3 separate regions of the Homo sapiens genome follow, and regions 1 and 3 are each linked to region 2. A link is a loop called in an ENCODE intact Hi-C map of the cell type or tissue named here. Cell type or tissue: natural killer cell. All regions are shown on one strand. Each heading gives the region's core, and the rest is flanking DNA. Links, peaks and the distances in the headings are about the cores only. Region 1 holds the start of LOC105369568 (a long non-coding RNA gene). Region 2 overlaps LOC124902789 (a long non-coding RNA gene). Region 3 has its middle 130 kb from the start of LINC02098.

The links. Hi-C counts contacts between places; a loop is a spot of excess contacts. Peaks named below come from ENCODE experiments on the same cell type or tissue, not always from the same donor. Only the 100,000 strongest peaks of a DNase experiment are listed, where the experiment ranks them.
Region 1: it touches region 2 in a loop (8-fold over the local background); 2 of 110 quality-filtered maps call a loop at or near these places.
Region 3: it touches region 2 in a loop (2.2-fold over the local background); 16 of 110 quality-filtered maps call a loop at or near these places.

The regions. Positions count from the first base shown.
Region 1 is chr11:128,619,867-128,630,827 of GRCh38, reverse strand. It overlaps LOC105369568 (a long non-coding RNA gene), which reads left to right and starts at 8,582. Exons shown (of 7, transcript XR_001748441.1): 1 at 8,582-9,123; 2 at 9,842-9,946; 3 at 10,054-10,124. RefSeq lists enhancers at 2,345-2,554, 7,918-9,117, a silencer at 6,388-6,437 and a cis regulatory region at 5,779-6,665. In natural killer cell, for the core only: no CTCF peak of the experiment used is centred there; DNase peaks (open chromatin) are centred at 5,847, 6,287 and 7,794; H3K27ac peaks cover 2,867 bases.
Region 2 is chr11:128,416,931-128,427,891 of GRCh38, reverse strand. The region is part of intron 1 of LOC124902789 (a long non-coding RNA gene); the gene reads right to left. Among named protein-coding and RNA genes, the nearest start is that of MIR6090, 100 kb to the left of the region's middle. RefSeq lists enhancers at 2,764-3,058, 5,065-5,565. In natural killer cell, for the core only: no CTCF peak of the experiment used is centred there; a DNase peak (open chromatin) is centred at 5,091; H3K27ac peaks cover 1,508 bases.
Region 3 is chr11:128,336,564-128,347,524 of GRCh38, reverse strand. No RefSeq gene overlaps it. Among named protein-coding and RNA genes, the nearest start is that of LINC02098, 130 kb to the right of the region's middle. In natural killer cell, for the core only: no CTCF peak of the experiment used is centred there; DNase peaks (open chromatin) are centred at 4,484, 5,534, 5,664, 6,024 and 1 weaker place; H3K27ac peaks cover 2,757 bases.

The DNA.
Region 1 (10,961 bases), core at 4,054-9,053, 200 kb before region 2:
GAGAGATTAAGTAACTTGTCTGTGCTGGAATTCAATCCAAGGCCTTTGACCTGTTTTATGCCAAAGCTCAATCTCTTCTCAACTATGTGGGAACATGCAGAAATAGCTTGTTGTTGTCAGAACTGGGTTTTGAATGCAGCTATTGGGTTTTGCCACACGCTAACCTGCCTTTGGGCCTAGATGGTGGTTTGTCTTGGCTGGTCGGATACGGAGGGCTGGAGGTTCCTCATTTTATCCTCTTTTACTGTACCCCTCTACGTTGGCCTTCAGGGGGCGCCATTGAGCTGTATTCGCTAGGTTCCAGGAGGAAGGACCTCAGTACAATTTGAAATTACACATGATGAAAAGAAAAACTCAAAGGCCGAAATCCAAACTGCTAAGACTTTTGTCTTTATGAAAAAACAGTTCCTGAAAAACAAAATTCCTCCCCTGGAAGAATGAGAGGACTTTTCAGAAGTCAAGGTTATTGCAATGTTTTTTTTTTTTTTTTTTTCTGTGCTCAACATATCTGTACTTAAAAAAAAAAAACAACAAACAAAAACTATAAAGTTACTTCAAAATAGAACAAAACAAAAAAGCACCAAAGACACTGAAATACAAAAACTTTGGAGACCGGAGATAATTTTCAGAACCTGCAACCTTAACCTTGTCAGGGAAGGTGTTCTAAAACCTGTCTCTCCATCCACAGAATAAAACAAATGTTTAACTCTGGTTAATGCTAACAAGGATCTAACACATCAGAGAGCATGGAAGCCCTGGAAAATAATTGCGACCAATTTTCCTTTGCTGATTTGCCAAATCTGAGGTTCCAGACGGCATGACTTCCCTGGAAGCATTCAACAGGAAAGCCCACCTGTCTCCATGGCCAGCCTTAGCCCACCTGGGGCCTTGCCACACCTACTATCTGACCTCTGGCCTAATCCCAATGCCAGCCTGTGAAGCCAGCTTCTATGTGGAACCAGTGCTCTTGGAGAATTGTCAAAGCCCTATGATGACCCTTTGTCCACAAATGGTGTACAGTCTGATCATTCTTTGTCTCTCTCTCTCCTCTCAGGCATACATTAAGTGTGGGAGAGAGCTATCCTGCTCAAAAGAGAGTGCTCCCCATTCTGACACATCTGGAAATCATCTGGCAAATGTCTTCTGACCGTCTCTGAGTGAAAAAGCCTTCGAGTGCATCAGCCCATTTCAGCTCCACAACTTTCTCTTGTGATCATCCCTGTTTTACAGGATATGGAGGGGTAAGGTGACTTCAGTGTCACCTAGCTCCTGGAGTCGCTATGTCGAGGTTCTGGCTCTTTTGATTTAAGTCCAGGAGTCTATAAATGACCAGATCTTCCACTTTTGCTGAGCAGAACCTGAGGCTGAAGCTAAAATTCACACAGCTTCATCCTTCATTGGCTGTCTCTCCTCACCTTTGCAGGGCTTCCTGGGGCTGTCCTGATAAGAGAACCTTTGCTATGATCCCCTCAAATCCCTCCCTTTGGCAAAATGATTAGGGCCTATCTGATGGAATGTGAGGTACACTCAGAAGTCCCCTCCAATCTCCCGCAGGGTCCCCGATTTTGATCTTAGCCTTCCTGGCTTCATGCTCACCACTACCTGCTGCAGCCCTGGCCAGAATCCTTCCATTCTGTAGAATGCAAACACCTTCAGAAGGGGATGGCTACTTTCATCCCTAAGGTCTTACTGTGATCTGGTTTAGAACTCTTTTCTTTGCGGAAGGGGGAAAACTAGGAGTAGGAAGCAAAAGGAGAAGGGTCAGGAAGTGCTAAGGGGAAGGGATGGGGTGCTGCCTTTCCATGTGGCTGACGGCCGAACTTGGTTCTGGGTGCATGGGTTCTGAAAGCACCCTCGATGACACAAAGTGTGTTTAAATACAGGGTGTCCTGATGTGGGATGCAAAACAACACCCACCCTCTCCCCCGGCCTACCCTCATAAGCCGAATATTAATTTTACACTCCACAAACACTTTGATGGCATCAATGCGGTATAACAGTACATTCTGTTTTCTGCCATGCAGTGTGGGTGATCACTCAGTGCTCTTCGGTAGTGATGAAAGAATCAGACTCCACTGCAGAAAACACCTCATTCTATTCTCAGAAGGTCAGTCATGAGAAATGGAGCTTTCTTTAAAACAGGCTTACAGAAAACAAAAACACGAACTTTTTAGCTTATTAACGAAAAAGCTCTCCATCTGCTTTTTTTTTTGTTGTTGTTAATAAACAGATATAGTTAATAGTTTACGGATTTTAGCTGTGGTTTTTCCTTTTTCGTTTGTTTGTGAAATGTTTTTGCTTTTCAGTTTTAAGAAGAAATTTCACACCTCCCTCTGAATTTCTCATGACTTTGACTGCTGAGCTAAACTTGCCATTCTTGTACCCCGTGCTGTGCTGATAAGAGAATCTTTGCTCTGTAACCCTCAAACACAAATATCTCCCAAATGTGGAGACATTTCAGGATCTCTCCACAAATACAATCTTTAAGACTTACACTTTGGCAAATCTTCAAGCCCCAAACACCTTGCCACTCCATCAGTGGCCCTAATTCAGAGTGTATACCTCTCTGAAGGCCACCGGGGTGTGATCACGTGGGAGACATCTGAGCAATCTCCAGGGTCACTGGGCAACCCCAGACACACACAACCTGCCCAGAGGGGCCTGGTGTATTTCTTTCTCAGGCGGCAGCTGGATTCTAACTTACTGCAAACAGGTCACATTCAGTGACTTGACGCACAGATGGGACATGGCAATGTCAAGCAGCACTCTTTCTTCATCGCTGTCCCTATTTCTTCCCTCAGTGTTTCAGCCAGGGTGGTCCTGATAAGAACTCTGTGGGCAACCAAGTTCAGCTCCTGAGCTCATTTAGGGTAGATGTGGAAGGAGCTAGGTGAGGAAGGAGGAGAGCAGGCTCTGGAAGGGCGTGGCAGCCTCCCTGTCATTCTTTCTCTCTCCTCCCCTTTTCCTCCCTACTGTCCTTACATGAACGGTTTTCCTGGGTTTATCCTCTTCTCCTATAGGTGATAAAATCTCCCCCACCTCTCACAACACCTCCAATAAGGACAAAGGAGGGCTGGCATGCTCCTTCTGGTGGTCATTTGTTGCAGGACACCAGTATAGACTGTCACCCAAGTAGCAAGAAGAGAGGGGTCTCTTTTGATTTCTGGGGCGAGCCTGGCACTGATCTGGCTGGCTTACATGACTCAGCCAGGCTCAAGCTCCCCCGTGTCCCATGGCGGGAGGGTGTTTGCAGCTGTGAGTAGGTCCAGTCACAGTGACCCCAGCAGCGCCAGGTCAGGGTGGGCGGTGGGGCAGCGGGCGGGGGCGGGGGGCCTGGCAAGCCCCAGTTTCTGCTGTTGCATCTGCTGGATTCAAGCCTTGGCAACCAACTCCACCCGCTTAACAACAATTCATGGCATCTCATTACTCTTTCCTTTTCACTTTAGTTAGTAACTGGGTTCAGCCCAGGAAACTCTGGCTTCCAATCCTTGAGTGTTTTGACTTGGGGACCGTAAACTGTCTGATTTCTTGGACAAACATAATCTTGAGGAACTTTTCTCTTTACACAATGGCTAGGCTCTGTGAATGTCATGGCTCCCCATTCAGGCCTTGGTAGATTTTTTTCCCCCTTCCTACAGACGTCAAACTACTTAAAATAAATATTCCCTTTGGTTTTCGGGGCTCTTTCCTTTGGATTACTCACCTTTATCTTGGATTGGACGGCAGCTGGAAGGCAGAGATAGGGTTCATGGTGACTCTTGCACAGAGGCGGAGGAATCGCCTAGGCCAGGGAACCCAACCTAGGATTTAGTTTTTAGTGATTCTGGGGCTCACCTTTGACGTTGAAGATTTCACTGTTTTTGCCATATGGTGCCATTTATCCATGTGTGACTTTCCTATTTGGAGTGACTGCTAATCGTCTCCTTGCTCCAACTTCCCCTCCTCTGTGTCCCCTACCCAGCCACCATAGTTCTTTCCAAAGCAAATATGGTCATGTCTCCCCACCTCCTGCTACTGGGAACCTCTGAGGCCTCAGAGATAAAGTCTCATTTCTCAGTCAGGCAAACCGAGCCCTTCATGGTATGGCCCCTCTTACCTTCCCAGTCTCTTTCCCGCACACTTCCCTAGGCGGCCCCTGCTTCAGCCCCCCTCCAAACGCAGGGTGTTGGCTTATGATGTGTGAGTCCTTCTGCCTAACATTTCTCTTCCTTCCTTGTCAGAGTCCAACTTATCCATAAAGACCCATTTCAGATGGTACTGTGTGAGGCCTTCCTATACAGAAAGCGTCCCTCCATCCTTCCTCTGTGTAATATATATATTAGCAATCACTGCATTATGTTGTGGTTAACAACTTTCCAGCCATCCAAATAGCAGCTAGCTTACTTACTGTTACAATTATTATTTTAGTGCAAATAGACTAATTACCTTAATTCTTTTTCTTCTCCTTTTTTGTCCTCCCTTTTCTCATTCGTTTTGGTGGCTAGTATTATTTTTGCAAGCTTTGCTGAACCTGGTATTGTGCCTGGCATTCTAGAAAAAAAAAAACAGTTTTACATGCTGACTTTTGCCCTATCAAATATCTGCAATGCCTAGATGCAGACCAGGCATTTTGTGTCTGCTGCTATCTCATTTAAATAACACACACACTCTGTGAGCTAGATGTTTCGTTTTTTTAATTTTCACATGAGAAAAACCAAGGCTTAGCGAGTTTAAATACATTTTTCAAGGTTAGCAGTGGCATAATTTAGACTCAGGTCTCTCTGATCCCAGATCCTGTGCTGGGTTGGACTACCCCACAGAACTGCACAGGGAGTCTGTGTGTGGGAGCCGGGCCAGAAGGACTGTGCCCCAGCAGCATACTGTGAGGGTTGACCTTTCTGTGCCTTCATGCTCTGTTTGTGGGATGGAAATGGAAACCTTAACTTACAGTCCTTGGGATGGTTGCTAAGGGCAACAGGTTTGTATGAAAGCACCTGCAATTGTTAGACAGAACAAAAAAGTAAGATGACTGGGTCTTTTCCACCCTTCTCCAGTCTTATTCCTATCCCACCCTCAAATTTATAGTGCTTTCCTAGTCAGAGAGATTCACCCCTGGAGAAAGTCAGCTGCAGTTAGATTGATTGCTAGGTAAAAACCAAGGGTTTCATATCTCTAAATGGGGTGCAAGAGCAAGTGGGTCTGGTGGACTTAGGTGTGGGAATGTCAGAAACCGCGTGGAGACCAGGTCACACTGAGTGTAGGTTGGGGAAAGCTTGTAAACAGAGCGTCCGAGGAAAAGAGAAGTTGGTGGGGGAGGAACGTGACTGCCAGGCAGCATTCTCTGGGCTGAGGCAAGCCAAGGTCCAGGCACAGGGGTGTTGAGTGAGCACCCTAAGTGTCGGGATCCTGGTGACAGGCGCATTCTCTGTAACACCCAGCATCACCGAGTGTGGGCCCTCCTGCCCTCTGGGATCCTGTCCTTTATTCCTTTCTTTTCATCCAGACCTAGGATCCACTGGAATTGATCTGTCAGTGCGTGTTTATTAAAGCATCTACTGGGTACAGGACACCGAGAAGATACAGAATTGTAAAACTCTGATCGTGGGCCTTATTCATAAGAAGCTTGGCTGGAAAAACGTAGATAATAGATTCCTACATTGACTCACTCTTTTAGCCATTATTTATTGGATGCTTTCTTGTGTTTCAAGGTAAAATGGAGGAACACCAGTGAACAAACAACACGCTGGGGTGTGGTAGTTGTTGCTATTCAGAAAAAGAACACCTGCGGGGGGGAAAAGGGTGAGTGGAGGAGGGGATCTGTGAGCTGTTTGATGTAGAGTGGTTGCCGAGCCGGGGGCACCCCTGATGCAAAGTCAGAGCCAAGCTCACAACTTTATTGCTGCCCATGGTGGTGGCAACCTCACTCTCGTTATTGAAACAGGACACGTGGTCTAATTGCTGGCTTTTATTGACTGAGGTATTTGAAACTTGGTCTTACTTAAAAAATTCAGTGTGGGTTGTTGCCCTACTGAGCTGATTGTGCACCTTAGTTCTATGGTCCCTGCAATGAGCTGCTGCCCTCTGTGAGTTCCCTTCTGGTGATTAAATGGGGGGAGTAAGTGCAAGAAGGCCGGCAACAGGCAGTAGCAGCTAGTATGTCTTCCTGATTCTCAGTCACCTTCTTTTAGCACTGTTTTTTGGTTTCCTGCTGAAAAAAGACAACTGAAGCCAGTCACCCTGCAAGTTCACCGGTGCCTGTCACCTCTCTCTCAGGCCCGGGAGCCCCGCCCCTGCATTGGCATCCCCCCACCCCACCCCCCAACCCCGCTGCCCGCTCTCCTAGGCACGCGGCCTGCCTGGTTGTGAAACTTCTTGTTTGGGGAGTAATCCTATCTCGCCCTATCTGCCCCAGTTATGCTGAAGTCAAGCGAGGACTGTTTTGTCAAAGCCGACCGGTGCCCAGAACCCATCTCTGAGTTGCTACCCACCTCTTCTCTTCAAAAACAGGAAGTCACCTCAGGCCAGAGTAAATCAGTCCTAATACCCTGGGGTGTGCATTTTGTTAGAGCTCAGAAGGTTGGTTTAAAACTTGGCAAGTTAGATCCCTGGATGGCCTGGGCATGTTCTTTTTGTTTTCTCCCAAGCTTCTTGATTTCTCCTTCGCCCTGACCTTTACTCTTTGATTCAGAGTCAAGCTTCTTGGGTAGACCTTCAAGAAAGGTCAATGGTGGGTTTAGAGCCCCTCCCAGGGATTTGAGGAGCCCATACTGCAGGTAGACAGTTGACTTTGGGGGTTGGAATAAAGGATAAGGCCCCAGATTCTGGACTCCTTTTTTTTTAAATCTTATTTGGTTTTTATGTTAGTTTTATGTTAGCTGACACTACTGCCTCACAACTAAAGTGATACATTTATTTATTTTATTTATTAATTATTATATAATGTAGAACAGTCTAGTTTTATTGCTTTTAAGTGATAAAGAGCCTGTCTTTGCTCCCCCCCAACCTTTTTTTCTTTTCTTTTTTTGGGACATACATTAAGTTGTGAATCAGATGTTAAGCGATGTGGAGACGGAAGGAAAATTGATGACTTCATAATATTTTTACAACTTTACAACGAATATAAATCTGAGTCTGTTGCATGTACCAGGGTCTAACAAGGGCAGAAAACAAAGGCAAACTCAGGTTTATGAACGCTACCCCTACACACAGAGGTGCTGGGGGACGGGGGATAAATCCTTAAATGCAGAAGACCAGCTCAATACATGTGGGCATTTTAGGGTTAACACTGCAGGTAATAGGTTGTGGAAAGCAGGAATGTGGGATGTAAGTTTTGACACAGGTCTCCTTAGCACAGCTGGGGCAATGATGGCCACAAACACAAGAAAAGACAGCGGCTTAAGTCAATGGTGGGCGTGGTACCCTCCGAACTCTCAGGAGTCAATCACAAGGGGCAGGGTGACATCCACCCATCACTTTCCTAATTCCTAAATTCTGCACTTCTAAAGACAATTCAAGGAAGCAAACAATATCTTGGTTTCTAGAAAAGATGTCTGGGTTCTAGGGGACAGAGTTCATAGAATGTGAACATTGATGCCACTACAAAAACAAGTTTAAAAAAAAAAAAGTAAAAACAACCACCTAACCTAAGCAACAGCAAAACTGCAAGGAGCTTTTGGAACAAACGGCTGTGCCCTCAGCCTCAAACTACATACTCAGGCCTCAAGGTGACCTCTCTGATTACGGAGGCATCACCTTTTCACTACAAAGTGACACATTTATGTATTTCATCATCAAGAAGGAAAATACCAGTTTTGCTTTTTAGGAGGCATGCTTTTAGCTTTATCCTAAGCTGCTATTATCATTTGGGGATAGATCAAGACACAGACACAAGAACTCAAGTGGCTGGTGATCAGGGCCACCCGAAGGGAGTGTGTCCAGGGAGTCACCTCTACAGCATCGCTGACTGTGTTCACGTCCACACAAGAACATTCTTCATAAGACCCCAGCTGGACCTGTGCTCACCTGTGGGTCGGGCGATGCCGCCCAGCACAGATATCTGATGCCTGGAGCTCTTCCCCTCCTGGTCTGGTGTCTTGGCTGCATTGCCTCCCTCTTCCTCTCTTCTTCTAATCGTCATCCATTCTGATCTCTCCCTCTTTTAAATCTGAATTCCTTCCTGTTTGGAAATAAGAAACCTTTAGGGCTGATAGACTTAGTGAATAATGAATAAGTGTGTTTCCTTACTCCATCATTGATGAGATATCCCTACCACCCTGCCCTGCCATGTGATTGTCAGCTGCTGAAGAATGTTAAAACCTAGAAAGGAATCCAAGGGTGAAATCAGTTGCTGGGGAGGGGAAGGTGGAGTTTCAGCTAAGACCCAAGGCTTGCAAGACAGGAGTGTTGTGGGAGGGACTCGTGCTGAGTGACCTCTGAATCTGGCCACCTACGAGTCCACGCTTCTCCCTCCTCAGCTTCCTCTCGGAAGTGCCTTGGGGACCGAACTTCCTGCTCCAAGCTCTTTGCTGTCCGTTCATCTGCCCCAAGAACATCCCTGGAACTCCCAGCGTGTGGCTTCTTGGAAACACACGTGTGGCATTTCCTCAAGGCAAAAGCTCTGTATTTCCCCAGGCTCCGACACGTGTCATGGCCAGAAGGAGGGATGCTGGGTTGGGTCCTGGAGCTCCCTCTGCGAGAGAAGTTAAGAAAGTTTACAGCTTTGTCTTGAGACATTTGCTGAAGTCATGTTTCAAGAGGCAAATCACATCTGCTGCAACATGAACCGACCACCAGGCAGTAAGATGCACAGGTTCTCAGGCTCTGAGACCCTATGGGAAATTGCCTATAGGGCCCCACAGCCTGGGAAACTGGCCTAGAGGTTTTATGAAGTGACTAATATCCTACAGGGAACAGCCGGGTCCCAGGACTTGCATCATGGTCAGCAGACCGGCCCCTCTCTGAGCAACACCCTTGGGATTATTCACGTCCATCTGGAAGAAACTAGTCTCTGAGTTTGATTCAGGACTTCTTTCTCTTTCCCACCTCTTACCCCAGCCATGTAATTTGCACATCGTTTTATATTTTCTATTGGGAAATCACAAAGCATCTAAAAGGCAAGCAGTGGTTCTCAAGCTGCAGCCAAAGGTATGTGTGTGGGGCCAGGGGAGGGGGAAGCGCATTGCTGTTGAGAAAAGGGAGGGAGGGAGAGAGATTGACAGAGAGAGAGAGGACATGGGAGAAGGGGCCAGGAAGCTGGGTCTTTCCGGTTTGACACTGTAATCTTACACTTGATGATCCTGTCGCATTGGATACTACATGACAAAATTCAAATGAATTTACTTTTAAAAATTTGGATGATAGAATTGGGTGAAATCTTGCCACAGACACAAAATGTTTTTTTCTCCATTTGGGAGCATTGGCTGGCAGAGATGTTTTATGTCTAGATATTTCACAGGCTTAGCCAAGCATGGGGTCCTGCTTGGTGACTGTTTTCCGTAGCGTGAAGGATCTCCAAATCCCTCATCATTCTGAGCTCCCCAAACACTGAATTTTACCCTGCCAGCCGGGGCACCTGGCAAGTGGGTAATTGTCTAAGATTTGGTTATTCTTTCTTCTGCAATGGGGGCAGGTAACGATTGGGGCTAGAAGAGGCCCAGGAAGAAAGAGAGAGTTGGAGTGGATATACCTGGGATTTGATGACACCAAAATGATTTTAAATCCGGATTTCTTGGCCATACCACTTCATTAACAATTTGAGATCCAGTTTCTTCCTGTGAAAAATGTCAGTGTTTCTGAGTGTCTAGTATGTTGCATTGCATGTGGTAATTGTTCAATAAATACAGCCATTATTATGATTTACTAGGATCAGCTTGTTTTACTCAAGTGAAACCAGAACCCAGGCTGGAGCCTCGCAGAGAGGAGGGATTTGGAAAATACTCCTTGAGTGGAATTCAGTGATTTGTTTAAGGTGACAAGCCTAGAACCCAAGTCTCTGGCCCCCAATACAGGACTCTTTAGAAACAGTTTCACCTTGCTCATTCTCTGAACTGGTTTGCTCTCTGTTTTCAATAACAGAAACACCAGAGGCTTTCGCACAATCCCTTTTTCCTGAAGCCAACTCTGCTGAGGATGTGATGTGGATACGGGTAAGTTAGCTCAAGTTGCTGCCCCAGAACAGCTGGCTTCTCTGACTGAAGCCCGCTGGGTTGGAGCAGCTGGAGGCTGAGCTGGAGGTGGAGGAGAAGAAGGAAAAACGTCCATCCAGAAGAGGAACTGTCAGATAAAGCTCTCTCCCCTGTAGGCCTGGCGAGAGGTTGATAAGCCATCTTCAGAGATGTGCAGGGAGTGTCTGCCTCTGTTTCCGTGCAAAATCATGACTCAGGAATATTGTTCACATCCTCAGGATAGCACAGGGGCTAAAAATAAATCAGAAATGCCACCCAAAAAGACCTGATGAGGGGGCAGTGGCGGTGGGAAGCTTCAGAGAGTCTAAAGCAAGGAGCCCAGATGGACGGGTGCCTGTGCAGGTGGGAGAAGGAAGAGAGAAAGAAGCAAAGAAGACAAGGAGGCTGGCTGTGTGCTGGACCAGGGGCACATAGAAAGGGAGGGAGAGATGGAGTCAGACAGAATCTGATACAGGAGAGGCAGTGCAGGAAGGACAGTCCTGAGCAGGAGATGGTGTCTGTGGCACCGTGGAGCTGGCATTTGAAATGGCAAAACAGGGTGGGTGCTTAGCGGGAGCCTCCCCACCGCTCAGCCCTGCACCGCCTCTGTCCTTCTGGGTGATGCCATATGTGTCTTTAGTTATCAGCTCCATGCTGGTGACCCCAGATCTTCATCTCTGACCCTGATCTCTGCCCCAGGGTTGGTCCATGATCTTCAGCTGCTCTAACAGGGACTTTCCAGCCTTGTTCTGGGAAGTCCTCGAGATCTGAGTGTGAGGGTGGGGGGCTGAGGGCTAGGGCTCATAGTGCCTCTACTTT
Region 2 (10,961 bases), core at 2,993-7,992:
CAAGATTTTTGCTCTCCTGGGACCTACTTACTCCTGGGAGAGACAGACAAAAAAATCACAAAAATAATTAAGATAATTTTAGACATTAATGAATATTGCAGAGCAAATTGGCTGGGTTTGGTGGCTCACACCTGTAATCCCAGCACTTTGGGAGGCCCAGGCAGGTGGATCATTTGAGGTCAGGAGTTTGAGACCAGCCTGGCCAACATAGTAAAACCCTGGCTCTACTAAAAATACAAAAAATTATCTCGGTGTGATGGTGGGTGCCTGTAATCCCAGCTACTCGAGAGGCTGAGGCAGGAGAATTGCTTGAACTGGGGAAGTGGAGCTTGCAGTGAGGAAATGGAGATCGTGCCACTGCACGCCAACCTGGACAAGAGAGCGAGACTCTGTCTCAAATAATAAGCACTTATTTAATAAATGGTGCTGGGAAAACTGGCTAGCCATATGTAGAAAGATGAAACTGGATCCCTTCCTTACACCTGATACAAACATTAATTCAAGATGGATTAAAGACTTAAATGTTAGACCTAAAACCATAAAAACCCTAGAAGAAAACCTAGGCAATACCATTCAGGACATAGGCACGGGCAAGGACTTCATGACTAATACAAAAAGCAATGATGACAAAAGCCAAAATAGACAAATGGGATCTAATTAAACTAAAGCACTTCTGCACAGCAAAAGAAACTACCATCAGAGTGAACAGGCAATCTACAGAATGGGAGAAAATTTTGCAGTCTACTCATCTGACAAAGGGCTAATATCCAGAATCTACAATGAACTCAAACAAATTTACAAGAAAAAAACGAACAACCCCATCAAAAAGTGGGCGAAGGATATGAACAGATGCTTCTCAAAAGAAGACATTTATGCAGCCAACAGACACAAGAAAAAATGCTCACCATCACTGGTCATCAGAGAAATGCAAATCAAAACCACAATGAGATACCATCTCATGCCAGTTAGAATGGCGATCATTAAAAAGTCAGGAAACAACAGACGCTTGAGAGGATGTAGAGAAATAGGAACGCTTTTATGCTGTTGGTGGGAGTGTAAATTATTTCAACCATTGTGGAAGACAGTGTGGCAATTCCTCAAGGATCTAGAACTAGAAATACCATTTGACCCAGTGATCCCAAAGATCATAAATCATGCTACTATAAAGACACATGCACATGTATGTTTATTGCAGCACTGTTCACAATAGCAAAGACTTGGAACCAACCCAAATGTCCATCAATGATAGACGGAATTAAGAAAATGTGGCACATATACACCATAGAATACTATGCAGCCATAAAAAATGATGAGTTCATGTCCTTTGCAGGGACATGGATGAAGCTGGAAACCATCAATCTCAGCAAACTATCACAAGGACAGAAAACCAAACACCGCATGTTCTCACTCACAGGTAGGAACTCAACAATGAGAACGCTTGGACACAGGGTGGGGAACATCACACACTGGGGCCTGTCGTGGGGTGGTGAGCTGGGGGAGGGATAGCATTAGGAGAAATACCTAATGTAAATGACGAGTTCATGGGTGCAGCAAACCAATATGGCACATGTATACATATGTAAGAAACCTGCATGTTGTGCACATGTACCCTAGAACTTAAAGTATAATAAAAAAGAAAGAAAGGAAAAAAGAATACTACACAGAAAATGGGCTAGAGAGTCCCGGGGTGGGGAACACAGCAGCTTTAGATTCATGGTTCCCTGCTGAGGAGGTGACTTGTGCTGAGACAGAAGACTTGACAATAGGGGGTGGGGGTCTCCCTGAGAAGAGAAGAGCAGGCTGACACTCCTGCACAGAGCACACTGGAAGGCAGAGAGAGGGCCTGGCAGGGTGGGTGGTCAGAGCAGATCCACCAGTGGACCAGGGCATGAGTTGAGTTTTTGTTTTTGTTTGTTTGTTTGTTTGTTTTTGAGACGGAGTCTTGCTCTGTCGCCCAGGCTGGAGTGCAATGGCGTGATCTCAGTTCACTGCAACCTCTGCCTCCTGAGTTCAAGCGATTCTCCTGCCTCAGCCTCCTGAGTAGCTGAGACTACAGGCGTGCGCCACCACTCCTGGCTAATTTTTTGTATTTTTAGTAGAGACAGAGTTTCACCATGTTAGCTAGGATGGCCTTGATCTCCTGACCTTGTGATCTGCCCGCCCTGGCCTTTCAAAGTGCTGGGATTACAGGCATGAGCCACCCCGCCCAGCCATGAGTTGAGTTTTATGGGCCGCCAGCGGGTGTGGCTTGTGGACCATGGTTAGGATCTTATTCCTGGTGGTGGGAAACTGTTGGAGGGTTTCAATGGGGCAGCAACATGATCAGATTCATTTTTTGGCAAGAGTGAACACAGAAAGATCTGTTAGGAGGATTCCACCTACATGATCTCAATGGATGATCATAACCCTGCAAGGGCTGACGTGTCTTACATTGGGACACTGAGGCTTTAGGGATCCCGAGTGGCTTTTGTAAAGCCACACTGCTGTTGAGTCGTGGAACCCAGATTAGAACCCAGGTGGCTAGGGTTCCAGAACCTGCTTTCATAACCTTCAGCATAGCGTTTCTCCCATCAAAAGCTTGTGTAAGCCACTGCCAGCATTGCTGTTAATTGTGGCTCACCAAGGCTTGGAGAGAGCTGGATGAGAGGGGAGCAGAGTCCAGCGTGGGTGGGGCTGGACTGGCAGTGGCAGAGGAGAGGCAGCTGCTGTTCACATCAGGGTCTGGATGGCCTTGTCGCCGCAGGAGGCTGCGCTGCTCCACCCTCCCAAGCGTTTCCCAGCTCCGTCACAGGGTCTCCGTTCCCACCACAGTGTGTCCCAGCAGTTCCATTTGTATTTGTACCCAGAGAGCTCCACTGAGGCCTGTGGTCACAGAGTGACTCCCTTCCATGTTCTGCCACAGGTTGCAAGCCATAGGGTGAAGGTCACACAGTTTTGTTTGGCCATAACAGCTGCCTCCATGGCAACAGCGTGTGATATCACTGGAAAAGCCATTTGTGGGACTCCAAGCTGGAAGGAAAAGGCAGAGTTGGAGAGAGCTGTAGCGGGAGACAGAGAAAGGGCAGGGTCTCTCCGGATGCTCCAAGGTGCTGGACGCACAGGTCCCTTTCTGTAGTCCTTGTCATGTAAGATCTTTTCATTTAGGCTAAGCAAATCCAGATGTTCTTCAAATAATTCAGGCATATTTGGCCCAAGCATAAACTTGTCTTCATTTTTCATCCAATCTGACAAACGTTTGCAATCGCCTCACTCTGTGAGTTCCAGGACACCTTCGGGCTGGAAGGGGTTAATGAGAACAAGCCCTCCCTGGTGGCTTCCCTTCCCCCTGGTGCTGCCCCTCGGCCCCTCCCAGGCCAGCAGGATTTGCTGTCCAAAGGCCCTCAAAAGACATCCAAGCAGTCTTTTCTTAGAAACAGGAAACTGTCTTCGGCCAAGTACAAATGAAGTGAAGCACCCAGAAACCTGAGGACCGCTCCAAACTGAGGCCTGGAGGCAGACAGGGAGGGCCCAACTCCTGGCAGGGCCTCCAGGACTCAGGCTCTCATGAATGAGACTGAGCTCAGCTGCAGCCTCAGCCATTCTTCGTTGCACTCAACCCATTATGTAGTGACGGTAACAAATTCATTGAATGACCTTCGGCATATATATATATATGTGTGTGTGTCTATATATATATATGTATATATATGTATATATATATGTGTGTCTATATATATATAGACACACACAGTATTTACACAATATTAGTTATTTGTTACTTTTTATAACCTCATCACCATTTCATTGGACAGACACTAATCACTAGCAGGATTGGAAATGTCACTGACATGCTGCTTAGGAAGTGATTTGAATAGAGGAGAATGGAATAAAATGGAGATCGTGTTTCTTTCTAAACACAGGAGGAATAGTGATGGGGAGACACAGTACAAAGGTGGGTAATTGGTATATCTTTTGTGCTAAGCTGCTTCACAATTCTGTAAACTATCTTTTAGAGGGCTAAATAAATATCTTCCAATTTCCTTGAGGACTGGGACCACATCTGTTCACTGTGGACTCCCTAGCACCTAGCTTGGTGCCTGGAATTGGTAGCTACTCAATAAATAGGTTTTTGGATGGATAAATGAATAAACAAACAAATAAATCAATGAACTTAATTCTTGATTTCTCAAGATCATAAAAAGATAATATTGAATTGGGGAATGTTACTTGCCAGATATTCGGGAAAGGGAATAGAGGAGAGAAAGACAGTTGGTATGCTGGTGGAAAATCACTTTCTCCCACGATGTTAGGAGAAGGAATGTTAGACTTGAAAGCAGAAAAGCCTGTGTTAAATCCTGTGATTGAGTAGCTGTGTGACCTCAGACAAACTGTTCAACCTCTCTGAGCCTACATTTCTTCGTCTCTCAAGCAAGACTTTCCAATGCCTACAGACATTATCTTGGGATTAAGAGAAACCAGGATGGAAGAGAGTATGATAGAGCGTCTAGCACACAGTGCTCCTGTGCTTTTGATAAGCTGGCATTTCAGCAGGCTTGGCTCTGGGGCTCAACCTCTTAAATGCACGCTGTCATTTATTTTCCCACGGATGGAGCTCACCATCTGTTTTCCCAATCAGCCCGAGTCCTCCTCCCCTCTTAGTGTTCTTCTTATAGGCCAGGAAGTCCCTCCAGTCCCAGGTATGCTGCTTCTCGTGGGCAGGTGTCGGGTCCAGCCTTCCCTGCATGGGGGCTGTGGCTGTCAATACCATCAGCTTGAGTGAGCTTCTCATAACAGCTTGAGAATGCACCTTCCTGTGTTTGGAGCTGTGGAGCATTGACCACTGATGAGACTTTTTGTGTGCTTTTACCTAAATTTGGGCCTGGGGATAAGCATTAGTTACTGTGCTGGGCTCACCCATCTTTTATGAGCAACAATTCATGCAGAAGGGAGAGCAGACACCACTGCTGAGCCCTCCTGTGGCTCTGCGCCCTTCTCTCCCCGTCCCTGCCACCACCTACACAGGGCGCCTGGGTGACAGCTCCTCTGTGGCAGCCCCTCCCCCTCCCATGGCACTGGGCTTTCCGACAAGCCTGCCAGCTGAGGGAGTGGTTTCTGTGGTAGGGGCTGCCTCCACTCATTTTCCATTAGGGTCACCAGGCAACCACCAGACAGTGACAACGCCTGATGCAAACTCTGCTGCACCTAGCGACGAGCTCTGTATCCCATTACGAGGCCTGGGCTGGCTACAGGGCTGGCTGTGCCAAGCTGCGCGTCTTGCTTGACAGGGCGGATGGGAGACCTGAAGCCATACTGTCCTCAGGGCTTGTGTGCCTGCCAATCTGGGACCAAGGGAGTGAAGTTGTGTTGGGTGGGTCAGGTTGATGCAGCAAGGTTTAAAATCAGATGTGGATCCAAATGAGGCATTCTCCTTTGTCCCATACCACGTGGGACATTTCTCTATTAGGATATTACCCAGGAAATTAACTGCTAAGTTTCTTAAAAAAATCCAAATTCTCATTTTTACATGGTGAGTTACAGTGTTCAAAGCAGACTTATTCCCATGTTTGAGATTTATCCTCCATCTAGCTGTTTGAGGTAAGTATGGTAAGTGACATTGTCTCTTTTTTAGATATGGAAAACTGAGGCTCAAGAGCAACTGACTAGCCAATGTTATATCAGTGAGTAATTAACTGACAAAGACCAATCTTAGGCATCCTTCTATAGCAAACTGTGGTGTAATCTATCCTTCTTTCCCAAGGATCCCACTCTCCCTTGAAATACTAGTTAATTAATCCAGGTATTTACTTATTCATTAATTCCAAATGCCTACAGAGTGCCTACTGCATGCCAGCTACTATTAAAGAGGTGAATAAACCACCGTGCCCTCGTGGCACTTAAATTCTTCGGAGAGACAGACAAGTACATGTGAAACTTCAGGTGGAGATAAAGACACTGGGGAATGGTGAAGCAGGGCAGGAGGCTGGGGAGAGCCTTTGTGCATATGTGTTGGGCTGGAGGAGAGCCTCTGCTGAATACGGGGTGACTACAGCAAGGCTGTTACTAAGCTGCCATTCCATCAGAGCCTGGAAGAAGTGAGGGAGAGGGCCTCCTGCCTGCTCTTGGGCATGTGCGGTATGACATCATGGATTAGTATTCACACAATGGCTGTGTAAGGCAGGAGTCATTGCCCCAGCGCCAGATAAGAAACAGAGACAGTAGCTTTTTTGGAATCCCACAACTGTAAGCAGGGGAGAGAGGGTCCAGACCCAGGTCTTTCTTCAAAACTCTGCTTGTAACCACCACCAATTTCAGGCAGAGGTGCCTGGGGAGATAACTTGGAAAAGAGCTCTTACCAGCATCGCTCATAAAACACTTTGTATCTACCAATAGCACCTAGGTGACTTCAACAAGGGACATTCTAGCAAGGGTCTGTTTTTATTATCTGACTTCCTTTTAATTTTGTTTATGTTTCACATCAGGCAGAGGACCAGAGCTCAGGGATCTCAGTCAACATCAAGTGTGTTCTGGCGAGAAAGACTGAAATCCTGCTAATAACATTTCTTCAAATCTCTCTTTAGTCAGGAACTATGCTAAGTACTTTATATGTAGTAAGTAGCACTCTGTGTCTCATCTAAGATTCAACTCAACTTTTACATCACCAGTGAGATCTTGGCCAATTGTCCTAAGCAATAGGCAAGAGAAATTTTAAGTGGCCAGAGCTGACGTGTAGGAGATATGGGGCAAGAGCTGGGGGCGTTTTTGTGGTGGCTTGGCTGGGGTCACGTATGTGTCTAATCTCCCTAAGTGAAGTAAACTGAGATTGGCTCTACTTGAAACCTTTTTTCTCTGGAATTAAACTATAGGGTTATAAGAAGCAACTCACGGGCTAAGAATGAGGGGAACTCCCTGACATACTTAGAGTTTCATTTGTAAATTTCCACTGTTTTGATTGTTAAAATGGTATGCTTATTATCAAAAAGGCAAAAAAGAAAAAAGTAAAAGCATTTCTAATTCTACCACTCAAAGACCCTCACCACTCTGATTCATTAGTGTTCTGCCTTTGTTCTAGGCCATATTTTAAGTATGTAATTTGGTCAAAACAGTTCATTACGTATGATGGCCTTTCTTGAGAACGGAGCTCTCCCTCTGTTCCCACAAGGCTGTACGCACACATGGAAACAGCTCAGGTTCAGGCTCCGATGGCCCTCCTTGCTTCTAAGGTGTTTCACCTTTAGTCGCTGGGGAGTTTTTAGGGAAAGCCAGGCCACGACTGGGTTCTGCAGTCTCCGGAAGGATTTTAGTTGACCCCCAGTCCTGGCACAGCCCAAGGGCATCAGCCTCTGCTACTGAGCTACACATATCCCCTGACAGCAACTCCCCCTAGCCCTCCCTAGACTGCGAATTTGTGAGCAGACAGCAGGATTCATGGCTGTCTGGCTTCTCCCTGTCCTCCCCCAGATGAGTGGAAGCCAGATGTCAGAGCACCAGGCAGACCTGAGGAGGATGGATGACAAGCCGAGATGAAATGGACAGTATCTGGTCCCACCTTGGGCTTTGGCTTAATTGCAACCACATGAGCACAGTCAGAGCTACAGGGTATAGTTGGGATTAGAATAGAGATTCATTTTGGGATGAGAGCTTTTCTGCATGAGATACTGTACTGCCTCAGACATCATCCTTTTAACAACAATCACAGTAGTTAACGTTTATGGAGTGCCTATCATTTGCCTGGCATGATGATAACTGCTCTATGAGCATTAATGCATTAGTTTTTATAATGCACTGCTAAGGTAGGTATTATTGCTATCTCCGTTTTGGGAAAGAAGGCTCTGTGGCACAAAGGGATGAAAGAATGTACTGAGGTTTCCCCAGCAAGTACAGCTAGTGGGTGCTGGAGCTGTGATTTGAAACAAGGCAGTCTTCCTGTGGATCCTAAATCTCTCCCTTGGAGTTTAATTTTATTTATTCATTCATTCACTAAGTAACTACACTCATTCAAGCTACTGTCGTCTTTCACCTGGATAACAAGTAATAACAACTTCCTAAGTTGTGCCTTTCTTTTACACAGAGAGTTTCAACCTTGGTTGCACATTGGTATCACTGGAGAAAATTTAAATAACTAATCATCTCCCTCTCCTGCTTAAAACATTTCTTCAGATAAAGGATGAAAATCGCAACAAGGCCCACACTACATGGCTCTGCAACATCTGACCCTTTCCTTCTTACCAGCCTCATTTTGTACAACTCACCCCTCACTCTCAGCATGCTGCCGCTCTGGCTTTCTTAGCCTTCTGGACGACTGCATGCTATTTCTTGCCTCAGGGCCTTGACATGCTGACCACAGTTCTCTTCAGCTAACTGTTTGGTTGACTCCTATCCCTTCTTTACGCCTTAACTTGGTGCTGCTGATTACAACAATGGCCACCCCTTCCTGTGTCTACACTCTTACCCTCTTTAAAATGTGACTTTGCAGCTCCTTCCATGGCCGAGGGGTGAAGTCTCTTTTCCTACCCTGTGAATCTGGGCTGGCCTTGTGACTTGCCTTGGTCAATGAAATGCTGCAGAGTGGTGACTGTGCCAATTCTGAGTCTCAGAAGGCTTTGCAGGCCTGGGCTTACTCTCTTTGAACCCCACCATTACCCAGAAAGCCCAGGCTAGTCTGCTGGAGGATCCTGACTGAGGCTGTCCCAGACCAGCCAACTCCCAGCTGACCATAAACTCATAAGGAAGCACAGCTGAGATTAGAGCTGGGGTTGGATCAGCAGAACCTCTTAATTGATCCACAGACTTGTAAATGATAATTAAATCGTTGTTATTTTAAGCCACTTTGAGGTCTACTTACTATGAAGCAATAGATACCTGATACACTTAAATATCGCTTTCTATTTCTCTTCCAGCCTAGGCCTCATTTCTTCATTCATACCCGAAAAGGACATCTTGTACTTATTAATTGTGGCATTTAGGATAATTCTATAGAAGCTAAAAATTGGTAACTGATGCTTTTTTTCTTCCTGATTAAAGTTTAAGCTCCATAAGATTAATATCCATATCTGATTTGCTCACTGCAATATTTTTATCATCTAGCACTGTGTTTTGTACATAGTAAGTGCAAAATAAATATTTTTTATAAAATGAAAGCAAGAATGAATGAATGGATTCACTAAACACTTATAAAATACCTTCTATATATTGGGTACTGTCTAAGATTCTAAAGATATAAGAATAAATAGGGCATAGTCCTTGCTCTTAAGTTGTTCTCAGTTTAAAAGCTGAGACATGAATATATAAACAAAAATTATAAACCAAGTTGATAAGTGTAATTGAGGTTGTATTTAGTGTTTATGGAAGCAGGATAGACTAGGGTTTGAACACATCTGGAGAAAAGGTTTTTCTGGAAAATCCGTTACGGAGGAAATATTTGAGATGATAGTCCCACATCTGATGGGTGTATTGCAATGGGTATTCAAATACCAAAAGTGGTACTTCCACTGGTAACATGATTTTTCACAATGATAAATGAAGCTTGTTAAATTTCCATATGAGACAAAACGTAATCTTTCTTTGATTTACATAACAGTTGCAAAAATTCAAACTGTACAAAATCATGTATTTAAACTGTACAAAAACTAGATCCTAGGTGTTTATATGTAAATGGCATTAAGTGTTAGGCTCAGATAAGTTTAAATAGTTTTCATCCACATAAATGTATGGAGGGACATTTGAAGACCAGTTAGAATGTGGGGCAATTTTTCACTGCATGAGAATGCCTTACACGTTGCAGGACATCTAGCATCCCTAGCTATTTCACAATAAGTGACAGTGGCATCCCCTCTCGATATTGGGACAACTCAAAATTTTCTTCAAATTTCTAAAGCTCTTTTTACCAAGGTGGTGTCACATGTGCATAGAACTACTGATTTTAAAAAAGTTGCTTTGACTAATTAACATTACTGCTTTATGCAACTGCATTATTTGAAGGAACTTATGCTGTCTGCACAAATGTTCTAACGCTTACAAATTACTTTGGCATTATTGCCAAAAGATGATTCAACAGAGTTTCTTGACAGGGAAGGAAAGAATCTAAATACTCCCTTTCTATTTCTGGAAGCACGTAACCTTGAAATCTAAGCTGCTCACAAGAAGGATGTAGTTCAGAAGCTCAGCAAGCCCACATTTCCTCAGGACTGGAAACAACCAACTACAAATCTGTTTCATGGTTCTAGGCAACAGCAGCACAAAAACACATGAAACGTATTCTGAATAGAGCACATCCTCATTAACTTTTACTAATGGAGCTAGTCTGGATTAGTGAGAAGTCGTTGTTGTTATATATTTATAACATAACATAAGTAATTAAATAATTATTTAATAAATTATTTTAAAGGGTATATAACACATGAGCAAACATATGAACCCTTACATTATGTGAAATCACTGTGCTAGTTGCTTTGAGGGTATAAAGATGCCTAACAAATGTTTCTGATCCTCAAAGAACTGAACATCTCAATTTGGAGATAGGATATAATTATGCAAAATTAACAACACCAACTGCAAATGCCTAAGATACAGACAGTAAGGACTTTAGTAGTTCAAGGGCAGAGAGGGCTTTGAGAACTAGAGTGATCCAGGAAGGCTTCACAGAGGCTAGAGCTGGGCGCTGAAAGATAGATATGAATCAAGTAAAACAATTAAAGAGTGCATTCCAGGTGGAAGCAATGGCCTTGGCAAAGGCAAGGAGGCAAAATTTAAGTGTCATCTTACAGAGGTTATAAACAGACTTACCTGGCCAGAGAGGAGAGTCATACTAGGTAGTAGTAGTCTAGTGCCAGAGAGTGAAGCATGTTTAATACCAGGATAAGATATCAGAACTGATTTTTTTTTTCTTTTGAGGAAAGAGGGGTCATTTAACATTTTAATCAAGGGAGTAAAAGAGTAAGAAGTTATTTAGGTGTTGGAGGGAAACCTTTCTTTCCACCCTGTGT
Region 3 (10,961 bases), core at 2,904-7,903, 80 kb after region 2:
CCATACTGAACTGTTTTTACATTAAGAATCCTGAGATAGGCTGGGCGCAGTGGCTCACGCCTGTAATCCCAGCACTTTGGGAGGCCAGGGCGGCGGATCACGAGGTCAGGAGATCGAGACCATCCTGGCTAACATGGTGAAATCCCGTCTCTACTAAAAATACAAAATTTAGAAAGGCGTGGTGGCGGGCGCCTGTAGTCCCAGCTACTCGGGAGGCTGAGGCAGGAGAATGGCGTGAACCCGGGAGGCGGAGCTTGCAGTGAGCCGAGATTGTGCCACTGCACTCCAGCCTGGGCAACAGAGTGAGACTCTGTCTCAAAAAAAAAAAAAAGAATCCTGAGATAACAACATAACAACAGGGTTTGCCTCTGCCTCAGAGAAACCCTGGGCCTATAAGGCTGAAACTTCTATGCCAATGAAAGCTGCTGAATTTCTAAAAGCATCAGTTCTTCTTGGCAGGTTGGCTGCAAAGTTACGGCTCCCTGACTCACTCCTCTCAATTGACTACTTATCAGAGCACATGTGGGTGTGGACATGTGATCATTTGTACTATGACTGGAAGTAGAATATGAATCAGTCCGGTAAGGTAATGCTCTTTCATGTCATTGGCGGTTCCCTACTATAAGTTGGAAACAATCCAACACTGGATTTCAGCCTAGCTCTGGGGTACTTAACTATGGAGGAAACCTACACTATACTGTGTGTGTTTCTTACATCTTCCAGCCTGGAAGAACAATGGGAAAATTTAAGTTACTCTTTACTTTGGGTAGAATAACTGGTTGTTAGCTCAAACAAGATTCTGTGACTTGATTGTGGGGACCTTTACCCCAAATTGTGGATTGAACCTGGGTCTTGAATGCAAAGTGCATTCAAGAAAGAGTTTCTTGAGTGAAATTCACGAAAGAATTTCAAACATCTTTGTGGAAAAACAGATACAGTTTCATTTATTCATATGCATGGGTATCCTTCATGGAAACATGCCTTAAATTAAAAATACAGAAACAATGATTCTTGATCATATAATTGTAATAGCACCATAAATATATATAAAATATCCCTCTCAGGGGCAAAATTCCCCTTTGATATTACTAGTCTTGACAAGATAGATATGTATGTGTTTGTTTTTAGAGCAGACTTTAAACGTGGGAGTGTTGATTAATGAGATTGATTATATATGAGGGAAAGGGAATAGGGGCAAGATATTTCAGGCCGACTCCATGCTTCTGACTTGTGGAGTCATTTACATCTAGCAGAGAGGAGGAGGAGTGTGTTTGTAGAAGTGTGGACGCGGACATGCTGGTTAGCGTTTTACTTACTAAATGCACAGACTGGAGATGGATTACCGAAATGCTCCTTTCCCCCTCTCCATATGCATTTTACAAAAAGACGACAATACCAATTTCTACTTTAACCTTTTAATCTAGTTTTAAAAATGGTTCTTATTACTATCTCTAACCCTTTAAATCTAGTGCCTTACTGAAGCTGAGGATGATGAAGTGATGGTCTTTTGTTTCCTCATGCTCTGAGCTCCCAGGCTATGGAAGCTGTAGATTTTATGTCCCACCACAGTCCCTCCAGTGCTGGGTGATCTTAGTTAAGGCTTTGATCTTACTTTGGGTCTGAAAAATAAGACCAAAAAAATGAATCTAAGTTTGAGTGTTAGGTCCCAAGAAATAGCTAATTTCAACATTTCCCCTGACATATAAGGCTAAGGTGAGGAAATTTCATCATATACTACCTGGGGAGATGGGAAATATAAAGACGATGGCAGAAAGGGTAAAAAGATGAAATAAAATAATGAATTAAATTCTTTTTTTTAAATTTTAAAGTTTGAAAAGTTTGATTTGAGAATTAGGTGAAGGTACAAGCCAATGTCTTTGATAGGGACCAGAAAGAGATCAAAAGAACCAGTGTGTGGTAAATAACTTTTGATGAGAAGAAACAAATTCAGGTATCTGTGGTAACACTCTGTTTGTCTCCTTGTTTATCTCCTCAACCATCCTTCAATCTACACAGAACCACCAGAGAAAAACCACTGCAGAGTCATCATGTTGCCCCAAATATCTCTTAGAGGGTTGACCTGAAAATTCGAGTGGAAATTATTCTACCGCTCAGCGTGTGCTTTTGGCCACTGTTGAATATTGACCCATCTCAAGTGTACACACATCATGTCCATCATCCTTGATTTGGGGAAAGCTGGCTGGAGCCCTAACTCAGAATTCACCCTCTTCAATCTGTCAACCAGGCTGAGCAATTCTTAAAAACAACTTCTGTTTATAAGAAGTTGATAAAAGGGACTTATTTTTTTAATATTAAATGCAACATTTAATAATTACTTTGCAGTTTAGAACAGTGTCTAAAATTCTTCTGTGGAGTTTGAAAAGATGTTTCTAGGGCTGAAGGTGAAACTTCTGCCCGCATTTTGCGGATGGGATGTGGAGATGGGAAACACAAGTCCACTCTTCTGAAAGGCTTGACATTTTAGAGCTGAAAGTTACCAATGGCTTAGAGAAGAAATTTAGTTTAATTTGTCCACTACTATGATTTTCAGGGTAGAAGTTAAAGTTTCCGCAGCTGTCCAGACTAATTTTCTAGTTTATCCTGAATCTACAAGGCTTCATTTTTTCCACAAATAACTATTTATTGTAAGCCTATTGTGTAGCCTATGGCCTTGAATATAAATCAGGGATATGTGACACCTTCAGGGAACTTCCAGCCTGTATTATTTTTCATTCTATAATTTAAAAAATTCTGCAATTACTGTTTTATGTCAATTCCATCTCCATCTACCATTATAATGGCCACTATTGTGTGGATGATGCTTAAATTTCTTTCAGCACATTGGAACTCTCTCCTAAGCTATAGTCAAAGATGTTCAGTTCTCTGCTTTGTAAGTATGTACATACTTACATGGAGCTCAAAGTCAAACTCTCTGGTACTATTCACATAAACTACACCATCCTCATAATTCTTCTCTTTCTTAATAGAACAATATTCCTCCAGCCCCCTAGTTACGCACAATTCCCCTCCATGGGCTTTCATATACAGAAGGCCAACACGTCCTTTCATTGAACTTTCCCTGCGGGTTCCCCAGCAGCTCTACTCTATACCACTGCCATCTCATTCTGGTTTAACTTGCCATTATCTCTTGCCTGTTCTGTGATAGTCACCCAACTCATCCTCTGTTTCTTCTCTCCCTTCTAACTTAGTCACGATGTACACTGCAGATTAATCTTCCCAAAGCACAATTTCATTGCATCATTCTTTTGTTCAAATACCTTCATGGACTCCCCTTGGTCTACAAATAAACCTAAACTCAGTAATCTTCATTTTTTGGCCATAACCTGCCAGTCTTGTTCTTATCACTCATGGTGCTACTCATGCATATGTCATAATTACCAATCTAGAAAATTGCTGTCTATAAACATGCATTCTGCTGGGCTACGCTTGAACGTGCTTCTGTGAGCAATGCTTTCTATTTTGGTTTTATTTCCCTCAAGTTCTGGTTTTCAGTGTCAGGTTCTTCGTGAAATCCTATGATAGATCTCCTGTGACCACCAAGACTTATGTTGTGAGTATCAGCTGTCCTCATAGTATTGCTATTTGGAAATGTATCATATACGTTTAAGCTTGTAAGGACCTTGAGTTCATGTCTGAGGTTGCTTTGTATCCATTCTCATTTTTCATACAGTGTCTAGACAAGTAGCTTCCCAGAATATTTGGTGAATTAACAAATAAAAGGAAGAATGAATGAATTAATTAATGGGAGATACTAAGTGAAGTATAATAAGATAAGTGAGTCTGAAGTCAGAATTTCTGAGTTCAAACCTAGACTTTGCCTCATAGTAGCTGTGTGGCTTTAGGCATGTTGCTGAACCTTTCTGTTTCTTGTATCATCACCCATAAAATGAGGATAGTACAAGTACTTATCTCATGGGGTTGTGGTGGGTTGTAATTGTATTAATCCATGTACAGTGCCTAACAAAAAAGATGATAAAAACACGATGCTTGGCACAGAGTGGACACTCGGTAAGCATTAGTGGTCACTATTACTGTTGTTATTTCAAATATGAAAGGGGAATTCCAAACTGGAGTTACTGTAAGAATCTTCCTGAGAAGACAGGGCAGGAGCTTGGGTCATGAATGATGGAGCAGAGGTAAGGACATATTATGTACTGTTTTCTCAGATCTCCCCAGAGTCAGTCATCAAAATCATGCTGTCTGTTGCCAGCCATACAGATGGTACTTCTTTTCAATCTCTAAGTCCTTTTATTAACTAGAACAACAGCAATGTTTTAGATTCCTGTGCTACAGGGCATTTTTTTCTTCCCTGTGGCTGGCCCATGTGTTTAGGGAGGGCCGTGAAGGCTGAGTTCAGGGCTGCCTCTTGTTTCCCCCTGGCCTCCTGCTGCCAAAGTCTCTGCTCTCAGCCTTGTCAGGCTTAGCCCAGGAAACATCTGCAAGGGCACTTCACGGTGACGCATTCTCAGGATGAGACAGCCAGGCCTCAGAGCAGCCTGCTGGGCCCATCTCCTCCAGAACATGTGTGGGGAGGCTGAGGAAAGAGAACTTGGGGCTGGGCTTGTCACCTGGGGCACAGAGGGCTCAGATGACGTGATCCTATTGTCTAAAGGACAGCAGTCTGTTGTTTTTGTTCTTTTTAGTAAAATAAATAAAGCCTCCCATTTCTATGATAATGCATGAGCCACCAGAGCATGGCTTGATGGTCCCACCTGGACTCAATGCCTGGGCTGTCATGGAGGGTTATGGAGCAAGTGGGTGACTAATTATTTGCACAGCTCTGGCCTAATGAATAGCTTTGGATAGAGAACTTCCTGGAGTCAGCTGGGGAGTACTCCACCCATGCAGCTTGATTACAGAAGCTATTTTGAAGTGCATTTTTGTTACTCCCAGAGGCGAAGGCCACTTGATGGGCCAGATTGCCCTCGTAAGCCAAGCATGGCTCATTCTCATTGCACCTGAACATTCGGCACGTCCTGCACACAGGAGAGGGTGTCTGAGTGCTGCCCTCAAAGTGTGGGCTTCCTGCACCTATCCTGTCTCCGGCTTCTCTTCCAACTTTTGTTATTTCTGGGGAGAATGACTTCAGCTTGGGTTGCAGGCGAGGAAAGATTTTGAAATGTTTCTGTGTTGAGGAGTAGGTCCTCTCTCTGTCTTTACCTTCCCGTGTGCAGAAACTGCAGAGGACATGTGTTGCCCTTCCGGTGGCCTGGGAAGCTACTGGTTTTCCTTTTAGGACACGAAGGGTAGACTAAAGCTATGTTTTCTGCGATGTTTTACTTTAGTCGTGCTCATGCACTGTGCCAAAGATACTGAAGTGTACTTCCTAAAGAGGAGAAATAAAAGTGCTGGGGGCGGGGAGTTTGATGGGTTGGTCGATAGGTGATCCGTGATTGAGCATTACAAAAATGAGGCCTGAGCTGCTGGTGCTTAAAGTTATTTCTAAATGCTTGCCGAGGCGCCTAACTTCGCTTTCTTCTCAGTGCAGATCTCCTTTCACTGAGGTCCTGTGCGGGGAGCTTGTTTCTTTGATATGGAAATGTGCACATTGATTCCTGCTGGAGGACCCAGGAGCCTCTGGGACCCCGCAGCTCAGGAGGCAGTTTTGGGTTGAAAGTTGGGGAGCGGAATTCATCTGGTCTCTGTTTCCACTTCCTTCCTCCACGCTGCTGTCTGAAGTTTGTTTCTCTTCTGGCTTTCTCTTTCCTATCTCAGATTCTTTCCAGTGCTTAGGGAAATCTCTTTCCACTTTTCCGAAAGCAAAATAAATGAAGCCACGATAGAGGCTGCCCTGCTCCTCAAAATACCTATGGGGGTAAGACGTAGAAATCCTAAAGCTGAAGTGTGATTTGGGAGATGGGTACGCTATGCCCTGCCCACGAATAATTCAGAGTAATAGGTAGATTCTGCCTATTTTCTGAGTGGCTTTTAGATTCACTAAAAGGTGACATTGGATGAGGTTTCAGGCAACGGAGCCAAGACAGGAAACTCAACCAAGATGATCACCAGGGACACGCCCCTGCATTTCCTCAGAGTAAGAGAGATCATACATCTGACTTGAGGCTTTTAAGCAAGGAGACTAAAGGTTGTTTGGCACAGTACAGTATTCATTTTAAGAGACTACAGACATAATCCAACTGTGAGATTCTAATCCTTTCTACGGCTTTTCCTTGGAAACAAACTGTAGGCAAGTCGTTATAGCCATGGTGCCCCTACGGTCAGCATGTTTTTCGATGCCTTCACAAAATATGAGACTAGAAAAAAGAATGACTGGGCCCAAAATGTAAAAATAAAGCTGTAAATAAAAATTAATACATATTTAACTTATTAATAATTTTGTCAGAGACTGTAGCAATTCAACACAGATTATTTTTCCCCCTATTTTACTGAGGTATGATCGACAAATAAAATTTGAGTATATTTATCATGTACAACATGATGTTCTGATAGATGTATACATTGTGAAATGATTACCACAAACAAGTTAACTGATCCATAACCTCATAGTTATCTTTTGTGTATGTGTGCAGTGAGAATAGTTAAGATCTACTGTTTAAAAATATTTCAAGGCCAGGTGTGGTGGCTCACGCCTGTAATCCCAGCACTTTGGGAGGCCGAGGCAGGCAGATCATGAGGTCAAGAGATCAAGACCATCCTGGCCAACATGGTGAAACCCCGTCTGTACTAAAAACACAAAAATTAGTTGGGCATGGTGGCGCGTGCCTGTAGTCCCAGCCTCTTGGGAGGCTGAGGCAGGAGAATCGCTTGAACCCGGGAGGCAGAGATTGCAGTGAGCCAAGATCATGCCACTGCACTCCAGCCTGGGAGATAGCAAGACTCTGTCTCAAAAAAAAAAAAAAAAATCAATTATATCATATAGTATTGTTATAGTCACCATGCTGTACATTAAGTCTCTAGAACCTATTCTCGTAACGGAGAGTTTGTACCCTTTGACCACATCTCTCCTTTTCTCTTTCCCCCAGCCCCTGACAACCACTATTCTAATTCTACTTTCTGTTTCTATGAATATGACTTTTTTAAAGTCCACATATAAGTAAGATCATACAGTATTTGTCTTTCTCTTATCATATAGAATTTGTCTGTGTCATTACACATATTGTTCTTAGCATAATGCCCTCAAGTTTTATTCATGTAGTTGCAAATGTCAGGATTTCGTTTTTATAGCCGAATAATATTCCTTTGTATACATATGCCACAATTTGTTTATACATTCATCCACCAAAGACCACTTGGGTTGTTCCCATGTCTTGGCTATTATGAATAATCCTGCAGTAAACTTAGAAGCACAGACATCTCTTTGAGATACTGATTTTGTTTCCTTTAGATATATACCTAGAAGAGGGATTGCTGGGTCATAGCGTAGTTCTATATTTAATTTTTTGAGAAACCACCAGACTGTTTTCCACGGTGACTGTACTCATTTACATTCCCACCAACAGTGAACAAAAGTTCTCTTTTTCTCCACATCCCCACCAACACTTGTTATCTCGGGTTTTTGATAATAGTCATCCTAACAGGTATGAGATGATATCTCATTGCCGTTTTCATTTGTATTTCCCTAAAGATTAGTAAAGCTGAGTACCTGTTTATGTAGTTATCTGTTAGCCATTTCAAGAGACTATCTGTAAGCCACATCTATTCAAAATATAGGTACATTACACGTACGTCATATGTGTAATATGTCATATGTGTAATGTATTATGATGTGTAGTCTCCAAAAGTTAGAATGTTAAGCTACAAGAAGCTTTATAAAATGGTCTTGCTGCTTGTCTAACTTATAAGCCCTCATTTTAGAATCTCGTATGGCAGAGGAATAGAATGACATAATGGTTAAAAACTCAAGTCCTAGATTCAGACACAGATTTTGATTCAGAATCTTTATATGACCTGGGACAAGTTCATTACCTCTCAGATCTTTTTCTCACCAATAAAGTAGGAATAAAAATAATTATATCCATATCATAGATTTTTTTGAGAACAAAAGTCACTTGTTACAGCATCTGACCCCGAGAAAGCACTCGGTGAATTTTAGATTATAATTATTGCTCTTCTTTTTTATCAAACATTATTCATCCCACAAAATTGTTCTTAGTATTCTTCACACCTGGCTCTAACAGATTTAGACTGTCTCTATAAATCAAATTTATATTTGAAGGACTAAAAATGAAGCACTAGAAAAGATATCTGGGACAATGTGCTTCAGGCTTTGGGGGCAATTTTAAAAGATTAGGTTTAGAACTCTTTTATGTAATATGAACACAATTCAACCAAATACAGAATGGACCTCCTTAAGAGGAAAACTCTTATGTAGCTGGTTTATTCTGGCATTTCTGGTTTGGAAAACAAAACTCTGTATAAGAAATAAGCTACATTTCTGTATGCATGGAAGTGCCATTTGGAATGACAGATATTTCTAGAGTCTAAACATCTTCCTTAAGTTTCTCAGGCCTCAATGTTTTCTCACACTGTCTTACACATATCTTGGCCTTCCCACATTCTTCTTGGATTGATTGCCATTCTCTGCCTGACTCAGTAACAGGCTGGGTGCAGTGGCTTACGCTTGTAATCCCAGCACTTTGGGAGACCGAGGCAGGCGGATAACCTGAGGTCAGGAGTTTGACACCAGCCTGACCAACATGGAGCAAGCCTGTCTCTACTAAAAATACAAAATTAGCTGGGTGTGGTGGTGCATGCCTGTAATCCCATCTACTCGGGAGGCTGAGGCAGGAGAATTGCTTGAACCAGGGAGGTGGAGGTTGTGGTGAGCCAAGATCGCGCCATTACACTCCAGCCTGGGCAACAACAGCGAAACCCCGTCTCAAAAAAAAAAAAAAAAAAAAAAAAAGTAACAGTAACAAACAGAGATGTCTTTTGATATTTCCTGCCATATTTCATGTAATGCCGCATCTGGCAGGCAGCTATTCAGTACAGTATTAACTATCTTAAGGGCACCTATCCTGCTTTTCTCTATGTTTCTGTTTATTTGGTTGATTTCCCACTTTTTTATGAACAAATTAAAGGGAAAGGCTCTATATTTACCTCCATGCTTAGAGATCAAGCGCCAAGAACAGAGTAAATGTTCATTAGTGAATGAGTGAATAAATGAGTTAACGAAAATTCTAAGACTTATAGCAAATTATAAACTTACTCAGCTAGCTGACCCACAGCCAATAATAGCTGATTAAACAGCACACTGTGAAGAGTCTGCCGTTAGGATCATCCAGACTCTTATCTCCCCAGCTCCTCTGCACCTTCTTCCCACCGCATCTGAGCCCAAGTTGTTCTTCTATCCTAAAGTCCATGTGGGCTAGATCATAGACTGAGGATTCAGTTCTGGGCTCAAATCTTGGCTCTTTCTCTTACTTTCCATATAATTGTGGGCAAGTAACATAATGAGATGATCAGTTTCTAGGATTTATCCATCCTTGAAATTGTCTTATGTATTTAACTCCCCCTATTAGAGTGTAAGCTGCTCAAGGTCAGGGACTCTGTCAGGCTTATCAGCCACTGTGTCTACATTGCCCAGAACAGTGTCTGGAAACTAGCATCTGCTCATTCATACTTGTTGTCATAAAAGTGATGAGTTTAGTATCTGGTATGATCAGGCACTTTACAAATGGAAGCCCTCATCTGGACTGCTCCATAGCCTCCTGACCATCAGCCTCACCTCCCTTCAATTTGCTTTTCATTTGAGAAGCAGAGTATTTCTTCATTGCAAGCCTAATTCTGTCATTCTTTTTATGCTAGTCTTTAATGGCTCTGCAGTACCTTCAACATCAAGGCCATGCTCTTGCAAATATGGCCTTTTGTGATTTGAGCTCTACACACAGAGCCATGGTTACCTCCCGTTCCAGTTATGCTGCATGACTCTCTGAACAGCCTAAGGCTCCTGTGTCCTCTTCTCTTTGCTGTTGTCTGTCTGCTATGCCTGCTCAATTCTTAGTCTACTCCCCAGAGTGTGTCATCATTCAAAATTTGGCTCCGATAGTATCTCCTCTGCAAAGACATTCTTGATGTTCTCCTCATCCATCCCAAGCAAGCTTAATCTCTTTGTGCACATCTCTATTTTATGGATGTGTGTGTGTGTGTGTGTGTGTGTGTGTGTGTGTGTATTTTTTGATATATTCTTACATCAGGCTGTACTGTTTTTACTATATCTATTACCCCTACCAAACTGTAGGCACCAATATAACTATTGCACAGATGAATTATCCTGCTAACTATTTAGTGGCTGGCATAAAATATGAATAAGTGTAGACTGAACCTTCATATATGTCTTTGTTGATTGAATGAATGAATGAATGAATATGCTTATACATCAGAAACTGGTACCTACCTAGTTTGAGTTGGATGGTGTTTGCTTGATTACACAAGTCTGTGCACATTTATAGGCTATTTGGTGATGCTGCTGTCTTTTTTGGCATGTTTCTTTACTATTCTTAGTATTTTTCTCTGTGGCTGTATGACTTTAGCTTTACATGGAGTAGGTTAGAGTGATGGATGGAGAAGAAGCTGGTCTCTAGGGCTGGCGATTGCAGTGTACCATCTCTCCCCCTGCCTGCAAGTAAGGATATGTCTGTGGGGTGGGGAGCTCCTTCCTGGCATTTCCCTTTTTGAAGCTAATCTGAGAAATAGGGACATCCTCACCTCTGTAGCTCATACTCCCAACCTGCTCTTTTTACCCTGGGGAGGTCTCTCACAGTCATGGTGGCAAAATGTAGTGAAGGGGTCACTGAGATGGACAGGACAGTGGGGTGCAAGTTTCAGGAAGCTGCTTGAGCCCTTTAGGGCACTGTCTCCTCATTTATAAAAGGGGTTTGTCTGGCCCCTTCTAGCTCTGACATTCTAGAGTTACATGACTACGATGGTGCTGATAAGATGATCATGTAGTGGCGGGAGCTTGGGGGAGAGTCAATGGT